Regions from separate parts of the Homo sapiens genome. Here region 1 is linked to region 2. Evidence: read pairs that join two places in POLR2A ChIA-PET (ENCODE). Cell type or tissue: GM12878. All regions are shown on one strand. Region 1 overlaps SH3KBP1 (SH3 domain containing kinase binding protein 1). Region 2 overlaps SH3KBP1 (SH3 domain containing kinase binding protein 1).

Region 1 (2,500 bases), 52 kb before region 2:
ACAAGGGCTGTTTACAAATCAGCTACATCTCTGCATTGCAACATGCCCTAAATTAGATCTCACATCCAGCTTGAGGGCTAGGGACTGTGTTCAGCTTCAAGCTGGCAGCGCCCTAGACTTGATTGTCACCTTAAAATATCTGTTAATGGAACCCATTCAAATTCAAGTTTTAAAATAAAAGGATGAGTTAAATTGAATTAAAAAAAATCAGAGGCTAAAAAAGGAGTGAGGTATATGGATTTTTAACCACCACTGACAGCAGAAGCTCACACTATAATTGCATGGATTATATGCACCAAAGAGATCAGCTGTCATGTGACATTTTAAGCCAAATAACAGAGCAGTCCTTGGAAAAATGTCAATAAGCACAAAGAAGTGATTTCTCAACATCTGAAACCACACTAACCTCCATATTCAAGCGTTTCAGCATTAGTATTACGTGCCACCAGAGCCCAATGTCATAATCACTCATTTAACACAGAGTAGCTGAAACTACTTTCATAGGGCAGATGTATTTTTTTAATAAGCAGATTGGCAATTATTCCAGTTTCAAGACCGGGGGAGAAAAAAACTTGTGCGCACACTCACGATTTTGCAGCTTACAGAAATAAGGATTGAATTGTGGAAGCAAGAAAAAAACAAAAAAAGATTGAATCATGAATATAAGCCAGGCTGTTAAACAGCAATTACAGAACGACAGCTACCATCCTGATTCCTTTCATATCTGTGCCCATGAGGGTCCCGATATTACAATATGACTACAGGCTTAGCAGTTAGAACTTGATAGCGTTTATGGTTTTAAACAGCTGTAATGTATCTTTTACCAATAATCTGTCAGCCTATTGATTTTGGATGTTGTCTCTTAGATAAAATCTTATCTGGTCAGAAAGCAAATCCCACTGGACCGAAGCCTTCGGCAGCAGGCATCACACTCTTGACAAGGTACTCTCCAAACATGTCCAGCTTTGCTAAGAATATGTTCACATGTTAATACTTCATCAATTCCAATTATGTTGTAGTATAATCACAACTAAAATGTACATCTAATAAATATTTTAAACATGGTTTTAATGTTAATTTACTTTTTCTTCCATGATACGCAAAAACAGTCCCTCTTTGGTTTTGACTTGGCCCCCACTGCGCCGATACTACCTACCTGCACTAGCTATCTCAGACCTTGACCATGGCTTCGTTTGACAGCCAGGAAAAGTACAACCCCAAGAGCTTCAGCATGGCCACCAGTGGCACAGCTGGTTCACAGCACAGCCACAACTGGAACTGGAACCAACTTCACAACCTTTACTGGCAACCAGTGAGTTGTGGCCTCCCTAGAAGAAAACTTCAGTGTAAAGAGGACATAGTCACCAGGGCCTCCCCCACACCTCCTGGGAACTGAGCATGGCTCTTAGGAAAGCATTGGCACAGTTCCTCCCGCTCTGGGTCTCCATCTGGGACCACCTGCCTCTAGAAACCCAGGGCAGGATGTGGTTTGACTCGGACAACTTCTCAGCTTACAAACTCAGGCAAGCCCACTTTGTTTTTCACCCTGACTCCCAGACACATGATATCATCTCTTTGTTAGTCTTCATGAGAAAATCCTGGTGGTCCCAGAGGAAGTATGACAATAATGAAAAGCTCTCCTTCATGACGAGCAAAATAGACAGCTAAGAGCAAAAACGGGCTGACTTCATACACCTCATTCCACAAATAACTGTGTGTTTGTGTGACTTTTGTGCTAGTACATGTTGTGACTACACATTAAAGAGACTTTCACATCTTCACCTTCACTCTCCCTGAACTCTCCTCAAGAATTTATCTCATCTCCCTCAGTGGCATAAAGATGATGAAATTTACCCCTTAGCCTGCGAGTGGGGCAATATACTATTTCATATCCCTTTGTGAGTTAAGAAGCTAAAGTGAAACAAAATGTCTTCTGGGTAGCCCTAAAGATGTACTGCCCATATGTTCCTTCAAGAAAGAACTTGGCCAGCATAGTGGCTCACACCTGTAATCCCAGCACATTGGGAGGCTGAGGCAGGAGGATTGCTTGAGCCCAGGAGTTTGAGACCAGCCTGGGCAACATAGTGAGACCCCGTCTCTACAAAAAAAAAAAAAAAAAAAATAGCTGGGGCTGGGCATGGTGGCTCATACCTGTAATCCCAGCACATTGGGAAGACAAGGTGGGCGGATCACCTGAGCTCAGGAATTCAAGACCAGCTTGGGCAACATGGTGAAACCTTGTCTCTACAAACAATACAAAAATTAGCCAGGTGTGTTAGTGCACGCCTGTAGTCCCAGATACTCAGGAGGCTGAGGAAGGAGAATCGCTTGAGCCCGGGAGGCGGAGGTTGCTGTGAGCCAAAATCGCACCACTGCACTCCAGCCTGGGTGAAAGAGAGAGACTCTGTCTCAAAAGACAACAACAAAAAATTAGCTAGATGTGGTGGTACGCGCCTGTAGTCCCAACTACTCAGGAGGCTGAGGTGGGAGGATCACTTGA
Region 2 (2,500 bases):
AAGCTCCGCTCTTGTTTGCACCTGATCTGGGAGCAATGGTTTTGCCACCCATTGAATTTGCTCGGTTTTAATTTTTCAGTCAGAATTGTGTGAGCTGAACCAATTGAGATGTCTGTGGTGTTGGCTATTGTTTCTGTTGTTAATTGTCAGTCCTCTTCTATTAGGGCATAAACAAGATAAATTTTTTCCTCGAAAATTGATATGGATAGTCTGCCGCTGCAGACCTTATCTTCAACATTGTTTTGTCCTTTCTTAAAATGAGCTATCTATTTGTAAACTGCTAATTTCTTTGGAATATTGTCCCCATAAATTTTGTGTAAAGCATCAGTTATTTCACCATTCTTCCACTCAAGCTTCACTATAAGTTTGGTGTTTGTTCTTGCTTCAATTTTAGCAGAATTCATGTTGCTCTGATAGGGGCTCTTTCCAAACTGGTGTCTTATCTTTCTTAGTGCCTCAAACTAGATACTATTCAGACATGTTACAGCCAAGTTAGTGTGAGTTTATTTTGGTGCAAAAAAAAAAAAATTTAAATCCATGAATAGTTTTTTCATAATACCCATTTTCCATGAACTTGTTGAAGTCTCCTCATATAGCTCTGTATTACTTGGCTTTGATCCTTATCCTAAAAGAGGTCAGCTCACAATTGAAGTATCCAAATGAAAAACAAGCACTCCAGGGATGGTGGATCAGCATTTGAAAGACTAATCAGAGTCCATTTGCACCAGAGTTGGTTAATTAGCATGATGAAAACAAGCAGTGGCCCTCTGCTCTAGGAATTGGGTGAAAATATTGTGCCACCATCTCCATCCTCAGAAGAACCGCACAAAAGAATCTAGAAATAACAGCAGTCTGCCCCCTTCAGAGAAGAGGCCCAGGACTGTCAGGGGCCATTGTCAACCACTAAAGGAGGACCCTGTCCCCTCCCTGGGGGTTAGCTGAATCCCGGCACTGGAATACAGTGGCATCTGCCTTGAATGTCTCTTTCCCAAAAGGGGCCCGGCCAGAGGGCTCAAGCTTTGCTGAGCTTACAAAACAGACTGCAGTGTGCTCTCTTTTTTTTTTAAAGAGACAGGGTCTTGCTCTGTTGCCCAGGCTGGAGTACAGTGACAGGATCATAGCTCACTACAGCCTTGAACTCCTGAGCTCAAGTAATCCTTCCACCTCAGCCTCCCAAGTAACAGGGACTATAGGTATGTGCCACCACGCCCAGCTAAAGCAGGGCTCTCTTCATGCCTGCTTACTAACAAGTGTCTGAATGAGTGGCCAAAACGTGTCTGAGACTTGCTTTCACTGTAACATACCTCCCAGTCATGGGACCGTGGGAAAGGATGCACAAAGCTCCCACGTACTATTTCTCAAAAGAACTTGTCAGTTCTTCAAAGTCCAAACCAGTTTAAGTTCACAACAGATTATTTGTTAGAATTCTTGAGAACACATTTAAGGCTCTGTGAGCCTGTACCAGACCGGTTTACATTCTCCAGAGCAGAGCCCTCCTGGGACGGGGTCCCCAGCTGGGCTGCTGCTCTCTCCAGAGAGAGTTGTTTGGACAGTGACACCCAACACCCCCCAACCTCCCTCGGGACACCAAGTGGCCACAATGAACCCCTGAGGCTTTTAGTGGCAAGAGTGCACTGGATGTCCAAAAAGTAAGCAAATAAATTTGTTTAGCCCAGCGTCTAAGTTGACTCAACAGTAGAATCAATCACAAAGCCTACAAACAAAAAAGCCCATGCTTTTATTTTCTTTGGGGCCAGATGTAATCAACCCCATCTTCTATTTTCTCTCTCCCAAGGGGCAGACTCGTCTATCATTTCCTGTCCTCATCCCCCTGCTTCCTCATTCCTCGCTCGCTGGCCAGCCCAGCTGCTACCAGTCATCCTAACTCCCTGCTCCCCTTCACAGCCATCCATCCCCAGGCTCTAGCAGCCCCTGGTAAGAGTCTCAGCTGGGATCATCAAAACTCCAGGACCACCCTACAGAGAAACAAGGTATCTGACAAACTTCACAGTCTAGTGGTCTAAGAGAAACCCTCTCAACTTCCTGAAACTCTGCAAATATAGAAGCCATCTTCCACGTAGGCTGCCACCAAAATGATTGCCCCTTTGGCCCTACCCGACATGGAGATTTAGGAAAACAAAGTCCCTGGTGTGGATTGGCAGAACAACACCCCCCCACCCCCTGCAAAGATTTCCACATCCCAATCCCAAGCAAAAGGGAATGAAAGTTGCAGATGGAATTAAGGTTGCTCATCAGCTGGCCTTACAAAAGGAAGAGTCGCCTGGATTATCCAGGTGGACCCAATGTACCCACAAGGGTTCTTAAAAAGAGAGCGGGGGCACAGGAGAGAAGATCAAGTGACACAACCTGAAAAGGACCTGGGTCACTGTTGGTGGCTTTGAAGATGGAGGAAGGGGTCATGAGCCAAGGAATACGGGCTGCCTCTAGAAGATGGGAAATGGAAGGGAACGGGATTTTCCTTAGAGTTTCCAAAAAGGAA

What was found. Peaks named below come from ENCODE experiments on the same cell type or tissue, not always from the same donor. Only the 100,000 strongest peaks of a DNase experiment are listed, where the experiment ranks them.
Region 1: POLR2A ChIA-PET joins it to region 2 with 9 read pairs; 8 of 35 experiments call an interaction of 5 or more read pairs at or near these places.

What each region holds. Positions count from the first base shown.
Region 1 is chrX:19,810,564-19,813,063 of GRCh38, forward strand. The region is part of intron 2 of SH3KBP1 (SH3 domain containing kinase binding protein 1); the gene reads right to left. Among named protein-coding and RNA genes, the nearest start is that of SH3KBP1, 76 kb to the right of the region's middle. RefSeq lists an enhancer at 1,570-1,619. In GM12878, no CTCF peak of the experiment used is centred here; a DNase peak (open chromatin) is centred at 1,542; H3K27ac peaks cover 2,369 bases.
Region 2 is chrX:19,862,148-19,864,647 of GRCh38, forward strand. All of the region lies in intron 1 of SH3KBP1 (SH3 domain containing kinase binding protein 1), which reads right to left. Among named protein-coding and RNA genes, the nearest start is that of SH3KBP1, 24 kb to the right of the region's middle. RefSeq lists enhancers at 409-1,015, 1,260-1,559, 1,930-1,979. In GM12878, no CTCF peak of the experiment used is centred here; a DNase peak (open chromatin) is centred at 1,424; H3K4me3 peaks cover 1,263 bases; H3K27ac peaks cover 2,500 bases.